Regions from separate parts of the Homo sapiens genome. Here all the other regions are linked to region 1. A link is an interaction called in ENCODE POLR2A ChIA-PET data of the cell type or tissue named here. Cell type or tissue: GM12878. All regions are shown on one strand. Region 1 overlaps GLS (glutaminase). Region 2 overlaps GLS (glutaminase). Region 3 overlaps STAT4 (signal transducer and activator of transcription 4).

Evidence for each region. Peaks named below come from ENCODE experiments on the same cell type or tissue, not always from the same donor. Only the 100,000 strongest peaks of a DNase experiment are listed, where the experiment ranks them.
Region 2: POLR2A ChIA-PET joins it to region 1 with 6 read pairs; 9 of 35 experiments call an interaction of 5 or more read pairs at or near these places.
Region 3: POLR2A ChIA-PET joins it to region 1 with 6 read pairs; 2 of 35 experiments call an interaction of 5 or more read pairs at or near these places.

What each region holds. Positions count from the first base shown.
Region 1 is chr2:190,885,465-190,889,464 of GRCh38, reverse strand. The region is part of intron 1 of GLS (glutaminase); the gene reads right to left. Among named protein-coding and RNA genes, the nearest start is that of GLS, 6.6 kb to the right of the region's middle. In GM12878, no CTCF peak of the experiment used is centred here; a DNase peak (open chromatin) is centred at 2,184; H3K4me3 peaks cover 3,225 bases; H3K27ac peaks cover 2,878 bases.
Region 2 is chr2:190,960,448-190,964,447 of GRCh38, reverse strand. GLS (glutaminase) reads right to left here. Exons shown (of 18, transcript NM_014905.5): 18 at 1-1,618. The coding sequence ends at 1,462. Among named protein-coding and RNA genes, the nearest start is that of STAT1, 52 kb to the left of the region's middle. In GM12878, no CTCF peak of the experiment used is centred here; a DNase peak (open chromatin) is centred at 2,123.
Region 3 is chr2:191,084,729-191,088,728 of GRCh38, reverse strand. The region is part of intron 3 of STAT4 (signal transducer and activator of transcription 4); the gene reads left to right. Among named protein-coding and RNA genes, the nearest start is that of STAT4, 64 kb to the left of the region's middle. In GM12878, no CTCF peak of the experiment used is centred here; no DNase peak of the experiment used is centred here.

The DNA of each region.
Region 1 (4,000 bases):
CACATAAGGAAAAATGAAACAGCTATGAAAACGGAATGGGCTGCCTTCTAAGGGAGTGAACTCCCTTGTGAAGGCAGTATTCAGGTAGAGATGAATAACAACAACCTATAGGGAGTATGTAACAGAAGAGAAGAAAGCAGCAGCTGGGGAGAAGGGTTTGTAAGATCTCTTATAATCCTCAATCTAAAAAAATTAACTCTATAAATTGAATTAGTTTGCTGCTAATAGATGAAAAATAAAAAATCAAAACAAGTCCTAATACTGTCTGAACTTGTTTAGGTCATTTAATATCTGCGGGCAGCTTATATAATACGTAAAATGAGCTGGAATTAAATGTTCTTTAAAGTTACTTCCAAGCTTAATTCTCAGTTTTTGAGTTGCTAAAAATAGATGTCCTCCAAATCACTACACTAAAGTGAGATCATAAACTTTATTCACTCACAACTTACATACTTTTATTTTACACATTAGCATATTCATCTGGGTTCTAAAACTAACAGAAGTATTTAATGCCACTGAACTAGGGAACTTAAAAATGGTTAAAGTGGTAATTTTTATGTTATGTATATTTAACCACAATTTTTTGAAAAAGCTAAGCAGAACTGGATACAGAAGGTAAGAGTGAAGGAGGATAGCTAAAGTAGAGACATGAAGAACAGTCAACTGATACAAGATACAAAAATCCACAAAAGAACAAACCCACCCTTAAGAGTACTGGTTAAAGCAGAACCAATCAAGGCATGAGAGAACTTACCAATAAATATATTTTAGTGTAGGGCTACGCAAACTACAGCAGGGACCTCCTCTTTTTGTAAATAAAGTTTTATTGGAAGACTGCCACATCTATTTACCTATTGTTTGCAGCTATTTTGCTACCACCACTGAACTGAGAAGTTGTAGTAGTGACTAGAGAACCCCAAAAGCTGAAAATATTTACTATTTGGCCTTTCAGGGAAAGTGTGCCAGCACTTGTCTTACAGCATCACTGTATTACAGTGCAGTATAATAATGCATCCTTAAAATACACATAAGTTGAACAAGAAATGTTAAACTCTATTGATTACAATGTTTTAATATGGCAGAGAAATATGTAACATTTACTAGGGAGATATATCAAGCATAGTTTTAAATTTTTAAAGTTTGATGTTTAAGGGTACCAGTGAATATGATTAGACAATGCTGATAAACAGGAGCTGTGCAAATTCATACATAACCTATTTTCATACTTTTCTTTCAATGTAATGGTGCTTACTGTTCTTATACAACCAGAATCAGGATATTAGAAGAGTAGACAGTAGAGATTTACAAGTTCAAAACTTAACAGATGTGGTTCCTTTGATTTTCAAAACTATGGAATGTTTTTTACTGTTTTAGACGTTTCCCACTTATAATGGGGGGGAAATCTTAAAAGTAACAAAAGGAGGCAGGAAAAACAATGCTCGTTCTCATAAACCACAACTGCTAATGTCATTTTGGCTTATTTCCTTCTATTACTTTTTCTGAGCTTTTTAAATAGCTTGAGATCATACTGCATAGAAAATTCTGTATTCTAACTTTTGGCCGTTATAACATTACCTTATATCCTAAAAAGTACCTGCAAACATTTTAAATGACTAAATAAGAGACCCTCATATGAATGTACCACAATTTACTTAACTATCCCACTAATGTTGAACATGCGTTTTTCTCCATTTTTCTCTAGTATGCATAACACTGTACCAAAAATAATAGGAAATAAATCTTTCTAACACTTCAGTTTATTTTGTGAACTTAGATTCCTAAAAAGGTATGAATACTTTGTAAGTTCCTCATAGAGCTTAAAAATTGCTCTTCAGAAAGTTTACCATCAAGAATTGAAGGACGGGTCTATGTCACTCAAAATATCCTCATCAAGAAGACAATTTTAAAAATCTTTTTTAGAAGCCTGTACCAGAAATAAATAGGCAAAAATATATTTCTTAATCCTGAAAGCTATCAGTTTTATTCATTATGCAACATCTACAGTTCTATGTTTCGAAAGTAATGCTTTTACTATAAACATTTCTTTATAATGAATTTAACATATCAAGCAGAGGACACTCCCAAATGGAAGTCAAGGTACATTAACATTTTGCTTCTACTACGTTGTAGGGGGTCAGAAAATCACTAAGTGCAGTGATGACTCACAAGTAATGTGTTTCATAACCAAAGCAATTTTGCACCTGAGTAGATTTCAGGGTAAAACTGTACTAACAGTATCTCTATGTGAAAGCTATGTACCTCACTGAGAGATATCAGTAATTAATAACTATTTTTATAAATACATCTGTTTACTCACCTTTCTTAAGCATTTCTCTTACTAGCAAATGACTTAAAGGTGAAAAGGCACAGACAGGCAACTATAAAATATAACCTTAATTTATATAGGATTTAACATGATTGAGCTCCCTCACACAAATTCTATAATTAGGCTTTCAGCTTATATGGTCATAATTTTTCTTCATTTCAAATATCACAAGAAGGAAGTAGTACAGCCTTTTACTATTACTTTCTTTTTTTTTTTTTTTTTGAGACAAGAGTCTCGCTCTGTCACCCAGGCTGGAGTGCAGCGGCATGATCTCGGCTCACTGCAACCTCCACCTCCTGGGTTCAAGCGATTCTCCTGCCTCAGCCTCCCGAGTAGCTGGGATTACAGGTGCCCGCCACCACTCCTGGCTAATTTTTGTATTTTTAGTAGAGACAGTGTTTCACCATGTTGGCCAGGCTGGTCTCAAGCTCCTGACCTCAACTGATCCACCTGCTTTGGCCTCCCAAAGTGCTGGGATTACGGGCATGAGCCACCACGCCCAGCCTGATTTCTTTTAAATAACTTTTTAAAACTCAAAGAAACCCACAAATATCTTCAGCAAATTTCTTTCAAAGTGACATTTATCTTTGGACTAAAATAGTGCCCCCCCTCCCTTTTAGCTGGCCTACATATTGCCTCATAAAAAAGGCTGAATTCTATTTGGTAGTCATTTCATGGATTAGCTGACTTTGAGGTAGGTAGACTTCTCTATAAAAGAGTAAGGTCTGGAAATATGCAGCTAAAAGTCCAGGAGACTAAACCCCTCAGAATCTAATTCTTGTTCTTTCAGTGAATTTCATCCAAATATTAATAAAACTATAAATTAACAGCATGAGTTTGTTAATTACAGATCATGGACAAAGTTATCAATGACTGATGCACATTTCAATATAAATATTAGGTCACAAAAATGTTATGACATATAGTTATTGGTACCTTTTTCACTTGCTTTTAAAAAAACAAAACTGGGCTGGGTGCAGTGGCTCACGCCTGTAATCCCAGCAATTTGGGAGGCCGAAGCAGGCGTATCACAAGGTCAGGAGGTCGAGACCATCCTGGCTGACATGGTAAATTCCCATCTTACTAAAAATACAAAAATTAGCCAGGTGTGGTGGCACGTGCCTGTAAGTCCCAGCTACATGGGGGGCTGAGGCAGGAGAACGACTTGAACCCAGGAGGCAGAGGTTGCATTGAGCTGAGATCACACCACTGCACTCCAACCTGGGTGACAGAGTGAGACTCCACCTCAAAAATAAATAAATAAATAAAAATAAAATTTAAAAAAAAAAACTAAAACTCACTGATAATCATCACCTAGAAAAAAATTTTTAATAATGAAGAAATCAAAAATAACTAAGGGGCTGCCTGAGAAGCCCAAAGGAAAAAATTAAACATACTTTCCACCTTGATTTTAGCTTAAGTGAATTGTAAATATGTTAGCTTTTAAAATTAAAACCAAATGCAATACTGAAGGATCATAAAAACATGTGCCCCCATTTTAACAGAGGTTTTGTCATTCAGTTCTAAAACTTAATATTTATATCTGCCAAATACTAACTCAACTTCCTTACTAGTATTGTTCAATCTACCCAATTCAATGTTCGCTGAAATTCATAAGCATTTCATCTTACTTTGAAATTCAATGTTCAGACCAGGTGCGGTGGCTCACGCCTG
Region 2 (4,000 bases), 75 kb before region 1:
ATAGAAAAAGAAAAAAAAAGGAATTTGCTGTATGTGATAACAACTAACATTCATGTACTTGAGCTCATTTCACTAAACACAGCTTCAGAGAAGTCCATTTGTGTGCATGTGTGTGTGTGCTTAATATCAGAACTCCTCACTAACATGCCACTTTATCTCGAGGTATGACAGGATAAAATGTATGTGTAACTCCTAGAAAATCCTGTTCTATCCGTTTTTTGAAGCCCCTTTTACCCACTTTCCAAATGAATCCTGAATTACCAACCCAAGACAAAGAATTATAGGTCACAATTTAAAATGAAATGGCCTTTTTCTTATTATTAAACTACAGAGCCCACCAAGAATTACACAATAGAAAAATCACAAGAAATCTGGAATGATCCAGTGGTCCCCCAAGGAGGACAAATCTCTTGATGCAGACTCTTAATGACAGGCTTGGAAACAAATGTTTGTTAGTTGTAGCAGTTCCCATACTTTCAGAATAACTTTGGTAGCTTAGAGCATTTCTGAATTTATCTTTACCCTAGAAGCTAAAAAAAAAAAACTTCTTAAAGAGCTGCAGTTGCACATCCCTTCGTTTTTTAGACTGATAAACTTGACTAATTTATACTTAGTAATTTTGTCTCTGGTTCGTCTTCTGTAGACAAATGGCAAAGTTCTGATGCCAGAAATAGGAGGCATTTTCTGACTTACTATGGAAAACATAAAAACTGCATAGTATGCCAGCTCTCACTTTCCCAGCTAAAGGAAAGAGGCAGATAGCTAAATGTCTGAGAAGAGAGGCTGGACTAAGGGGATATAGAAAAAGGAAAATTTTTCAAAAGCATTATAACTACATTCACACATACGTTTTGGTCACCAAACATATCTTAAACAGATTCCCTGATAAAGTCTAATCAGAATTGGTCTATCTTACTAACAGTTGTTAACTATTATAGTTTTTTAAGAGTCACATCATGAAGCTAGGGGGTGAGAGAGACATTTTAAACACACAACCGTAAGTGCATATAGTTGTTCAAACACTTAAACTAAATTTGTATTTGAAGTCTTGAAAATCACACTATTTGCTTCTAAAGGCAACCTTGACCCATTTGGACAGACTGTACAACAGAGCTTACTTTATAAATGCATATCAGCAGATCATCACCATAAATTGAAAATTCACAAAACACAAATAAATCATGGAAGACCACACAAGCTAGCATTGGTAACTATTTCTTTTACATCAAATTATACAATGCACGAGGTAATATTGCTCACATTATGGAGGGAGATTGTTTTATTTCTATTTTTTCCCAAAGAGATCAGATTTGTCCTGTGTGCACAATGAAGAAAACTCCAGTAACACTGAAATGACAAATGTAAAATATACATCACTACCAGATAGAAATACACATGTTCTTCATAATCATTTTCCACAATTAAATAGGTAAGTGATTTAAATCTTGGGATTTGAGACCATTACAACAATCCATCAAGATTCTTATGGACGGTTTGATTTTCCTTCCCGTTGTCAGAATCTCCTTGAGGTGTGTACTGGACTTGGTATTCTTGGAGAATTTTAAATACATCATGGTGTCCAAAGTGCAGTGCTTCATCCATGGGAGTGTTATTCCACCTAAACACGTAGCACAGCATGGACAGGGTCATTAGGTAATTTATGTACAAAGATGATCACCCCACATTCCTAGATTTTAAATGCAGGTTAAATGGCCAAATTTAGCTATTTTAGCAATTTTACAAATAAAAATTAATAATAGAAATGCAGAAAGGGATTTATAATTCAAAAAGTAGTCTCCAAGACAAGTTGGGATATGGAGAGGAAGAGAAAAAGATCTGTGAAAGGATCTTGTTTACACATCCAAGTGCTTATGGAGGGAGCTTTTTAAGGAAAGTCCTTGTGGTGACAGATATAATAGACTGCTCTAGGGTTCCAGAATTTTAGTTTCATGAAAAGCCCAAAGTATCTCTTTTAAAATAAAATGTTCAAAGAAAATTCAGGCATATAACATCCATCACTCTAGCCTTTGACAGAAAATTAGTGTTTGTGTCAATTCAAAGCCACAGTAAGTCTCAGAAGTCTAGAAATAACCATGACCTCATTAGGGCTAAAACACACTGGAGGAGCAAGATTGGCCCCAAAGGAATTGACATTTTTATCACCTCTGGTAAGGCTGGGAAGCCATGGACTCAATCGGACCACTACACCAGAAGAGTAACTCCCCTTTCCATACTAATAACTCCCCTTTCCATGCTTCTGGGGCTGTGCTGTTTAGAGTGATGTAGATGAATATTCAAGGATAAGAAGAAATGAAGAGTTGCCAGAAGTGGTTAATCACTTGCCAGAAGTGGTAAGTCTTTTGCAAGAGGAGACAGAACTACATAACTCACAGCCCTAGTCAATGACAGGGTACGATGGGTAGTTCCCTTACACTTTACAAACTGTGAAGCCTGTCTTCCTACCCAATCTCTCTCTCTACTTACATTACAAAATTCTCCATGGCTGATGATCTCTCTTTCTTCATCCATGTGCCACTGGCACCACCTTCCTAGTTTCACTTCTTCCTGTTTCCTTCTTTCCTTTCCATCTCTGTCCTGAACTTTTTACCCGCTTAGTGGAGTCACAATATGGAAACGAAAGGTTTTTAAAACAGTCTCATTTTTTAATATATTTGGATAAATTTTGGTAGCCTGTTTTTAAAATCAGGTAAGTAAAACTTTACATGTATCTTTGTATTTATCAAAAAAAAAAAAAAAACAGCTGAATTAAGTGACTTTGAATAGGCCTTCATTAGTTTAGGAAGTCAGTGGCTTGAAACAGACTTTTGAGTCATCCTCTACAGTATGTAATTATCTGTCTTTCTGGAAAAATGGAATGTCAACTGCGTGTTACCTTTTTTACAATTCTTCTGTGAATTAATGAAAAATATGAACTTTAAAGAATACACTAATTTCAGCCAGATACAGTGATGCCTGTAATCCTATCACTTTGGGAGGCCAAGGTGGGTGCACCACTTGAGGCCAGGAGTTCAAGACCAGAATGACCAACATGGCGAAACCCCTCTCTACTAAAAATACAAAAATTAGCTGGGCGTGGTGGAACACACCTGTAATCCCAGCTACTCAGGTGGCTGAGGCAGGAGAATTGCCTGAACCTGGGAGGCAGAGGTTGCAGTGAACGAGATCACGCCACTGCACTCCAGCCTGGGCAACAGAGCAAGACTCTATCTCAAGAATTCACGAATTCTGTGCAAACCTATTATAATTTAAGGTGACACTGATTCTATGAAATAGAGAAAAAGACTTGTTGAATGCCTAGTTATCAAGTTAGTTACTTAGCTCACTTTTTCTTATCAGGTGGGTACATCTACTTTCACATTCCTAGAGGCCAATTTAGGGCAAAAAAAATTAATACATATACAAAGCACAGTAATATTTCCAACATGTATTACATAGTGTTTTAGTTGGGATTATAAACACAGGAGGAAAATGCTCTTCAATTTTTTGCTTTAGAAACCTGGGGTGGGTATTAAAATTTGGGGAAAGGGAAGAAGACTGTCAACCTAACATGAGGTTTTAGAATACTGCCAATAAAGGAGTTTTTAATCATAGTGCTTTTTTACAACTATAGGAATAAAGTTAGATAACCAAAGTGTTAGCAAACTTACAAAATTGCTAACATTTGTCAGACACTGACATAACTTTTCTGCATTTCTTGCAAGCTAACAGCTGAACCAACAAAACCCAAGCCCTAATTTTAAAAAAGATAGTTGGCCAGGCTCAATGGCTCACACCTGTAATCCCAACACTTTGGGAGGCTGAGATGGGAGGACCGCTTGAGCCCAGGAGTTGGAGACCAGCTTGGGCAACATAGTAAGATTCTGCCTCTACAAAAAATAAAAAATAAATAAATAAATTAGCCAGGCATGGTGGTGTTTGCCTGTGATTGCAGCTACTCAGGAGGTTGAGGTGGGAGGATCGCTTGAGCCTGGGAAGTTAA
Region 3 (4,000 bases), 200 kb before region 1:
TGTCCATTCTTTTACCTGTACCACACTGTCTTGATTACTATAGGTTTATACTAAGTCCCAAAGTTGAGTGGAGTCACTTCAACTTTGGTTTTCTCTTTCAATGTCATTGCTATCTGGCTCTTTAGCCTCTCCATATAAACTTTAAAATTAGTCATTATCCAGAAAATAACTTGCTAGTATTTTGATTGGAATCTGTAGATAATTCCATTGAATCTATAGATAAGTGGGGAATAACTGACATCTTGACAATACAGTCTTTATTCTGCTTATTTCTGCCTAAAGTGAATATGAAATATCTTTTCATTTATTTAGTTCTTCTTTGATTTCTTTCATTAGTCTTATCATTTTCCTTACATATCTTATCCACACATTGTTAGATTTATACCTAAGTATTTCATTTTTTGTGCTAATATGAGTAGCATTGTGCTTTCAATTTCAAATTCCAATGATTTGTTCCTGTTCAATAGGAAAGCAATTGACTTTTGTGTCTTAATGTTACAGTCTATAACCTTACTCTAATGGCTTATTAGTTCCAGGAGGCTTTTTTTGTTGTTGTTCTTTGGGATTTTCTATATAGACAGTCACTGTGTCTATGGACACATGTGGACAATTCACCTGTGAACAAAGAAAATTTTATTACATCCTTCCCTATTTGTATAGAATTTATTTCCTTTTCTTACCTTATTGTATTAAGCTACTACTTGCAATATGATGCTGAATAGGAGTGGTGAGTTCAGCCTACCTTGCCTTGTTCTTTGTCTTAGCAGAAAAGCACCTAGTTTCTGACCATTAAGTATATTACCTGTAGATTTTTTGGTACATTTTTTTTTTATCAAGTTGAGAAATTTCACTATTCCTAGTATACTCAGAGTTTTTATCATGAAAGTCAATTGCTTTTTAAAACCTATTAGACTAGCCATTCTATTTTAATCAGCTTTAAGACAACTAGTTCAGCTCTTCTTCAATTTAGTGGGTTTGTTTTTTTCACCGTAGACATAACCTTTTGATTCTGGTGAGGAAAGATTAGGTAGAAGCCATTAAGAAAAATTACATACTCAGAATAAAGAGAAGGAAATAATAAGAAGCTGGTCATAACAAGACCAGCAAAGGTGGCCTTGTTATGTAAATGAAGCCTCCCTCAGAGTAGATGGTAAATGTTTCATTTCAGATTTTTAAAGGCCTCAGACTCTTACTCTGTCCTGGATGGGGTAGTGGGATGGAAAGGGGAGGGAGCGTGGTTGCATTAATGGAGATTCTCTACAGATGCAAATTTTTCCCACAAAAGAGCTTTGCAAGGCCACTTCTGTTAGCTGGCCAAGCTGCAACCATTTTAAAACACATCAAAGAAATATATTTGGGAGTAAAATATTTTAATTTCCTTTAGTCCCCACTTTGAAACTTAAAACAGGTTTCACGCATTAAAAGGCAAGCTGATAGCTTTGGAGAGATTTAGGTTTAGAGGTTGTTAAATGGAGACAGACAATGGAGTGAAAGAAAAATTGGGATAAATAGAAAAGAGCAAATTTAAATATATTGTTTCATATCTTCTTTCATCACTATATTAGTCCTGAGAATAGATCAATTCAGTTAAACAGTTGTGTCACATTCCAGGAGGCGACATTGCAGATGGGTTAGGCTTCTATATTAGGTAGACAATCAGATCTCTAATAAGAGGCATTTCTATAGAAACATAAGAAAAACAAAGGTGAATGTCAAGAGCAATCAGTCTCTATACTAGTTTTCTAGAGCCTCTGAGGCACTTCAGATTGCCACTGCAATCCAGATTCTTCTGGATTGTAGTTCAAACCAGATGTTCAAGTGAACTTTCTGAGAAGTCCAAACATGAGCAGGCAGATACAAAGGTTGTTAAAATAACAGTTGCTGTTATTTTCTCCTGAGGTTTAAATTGCCTAGCTTCAGTTTGAGAAGCTTTAAGAAAAGCAGTTCTAATTTCTAGCAATTTCAAGTCAGAAACATGGGAGAAAAAAATTGAAAATATTAGTTTGGAGATATATAGCCAGGAGAAAAATTCAGAACTCAATCTAAATTGTAGCAAATACTAAAAACTGAAAAAGAATAGACAAGGCTAGAATCTGATAACAAGTATACTACAGTTTCTTTTGGAACATAATTTTTCTCTTTCCAATCCCCCAATTTTACTAAAGACAACATCATAGCAGGAGTAATTTATTTGCACAGTAAGTTTTAGTTTAATTATACTTGGTCTGATTATTTGTATAAAATGCATTGAAAGTAATTATTTGCTATACAGGCTCTTTTTAAAATTAGCTTTGCTGGAACTTTTATTTAAAAATAAGGACTCTCAAATTAGACCTTTTAAAAGCCTCAAGCCCAGCCAAGGATTTATCTATGCTTGCAGATAGTTGTATGAATTGGGTGAATTCCTCTCTTCTTGAGGTCCTATGAGGTTCCCGGGCCTGTCAGAAAGTGACAATCTTTACTTATCACAGGTCAAGAACCCTGTGAAGGACAAGATAGAAGGCCAGTTTTTCCAAAGGGCTTTTATGGGCTCTGTACATCAATCCCAATTCCTCAAAGCCATCTGTTCATATCTGAAAATATCGTTGCAACCAAAGACTTGGTAAAATAGCCAGTGTCTTCAGTGTGTCCTCTTACAGAAGAAAAGAGATTATTATTATTGAACTTATGAAAATAACTATTGCCATAAATTAAGAATACTCACAAATAGTTTCCAAATTCTGGAGAAAGAAATATGTTTCAAATTTTGCTCACAAGAATATATTTTACTCAGTTGTTAAAAGCTGTAAATAGTTCAAATGAAAAAAAGGTTTTCTTGACTTTGAAAAACAAAAAAAGAATCAGTAAAGTTTGAAACAAAAAAAGTAATAAAATTATTTAAATTTTCTATTAGTTCAGTCCATGCAATTAACTTCTGTTCTACTTGATATTGGGTCAGCAATTCTCATGAACACATCAGCTCTCCCTGAGAGTCCTGGAAGTTTTCTCTCTATTCCATTGGCACTGTCTCCAAAGTTATCAGAAACCTGCATTCAAGAGCACCTGTCAGAATCCTGAGATGACTTTGAACCAATTTTGAAAGGATCAACATAAAACAATTGTTTGTGGATGACAAAAGTTTTAGAACATCCACAGTTAAAGACACAATTGCCAAGGAAATTTGGTTATTTCTGTGGCTTTCAACAATTTTACATAATAATTATAATTACTACTGATAACATAGACATATCAGAATCATAAGAATCTCATACAATTTGGAATACATACTAATAACACATTAATATAAATATAATATAAATATAAATATTTAACCCAAAGAAAGTTAAACACCATTTTATATTTGGGAGTGTTTCCTATATGACTTTAACATATCAAGTAAGATCAATATGTCTCTCTTGGACTTCTGAAAAGTTAGTTTTAGGACAAAAGACTGAATTTAGAATTTGATTTTGAATTGTCAAATATGAAAGGTTTTAAATACTTCATATCACAAATAGGACCACAAGTCACTATAAAATAAGTAATTTATTTAGCCAAAATGATAATTCAAAGATTTCAAAAGAGCAGAAACATTTACTCTTTGGCAGAGAGGAGACTTACTTTCCCAAACAATAAAATCTAATAAAGATAGCATGAGGCCAACAAAATCTTTCTCTCTCCCATTTTTTTTTTTTGGTAGTTTACTCAAAAGATAAAAATATTTTACTATTTTCTAATATTACACAAAAATCTTGTTCGAGAGAAAAACTACTTTTTTTACCTTTGTATAGTATATTATTAATGCTAAAGCTATTTTTAATAAAACCTTATGAATAAATAAACCTTAATCAGTTGAGCCATAAGGTAAGATTTTCATAAACTTTTTATATTTTTATAATTTTTTATTAAAGAGTAGATCAGTGCTCCAAGAAAATCCTGTGATTCTAACACAAAGGCCTAGATTCTGGCCCTACGTCAGTATGCTTTTTATTTTAATGTTTAATTTATAGAAAAACTAAAA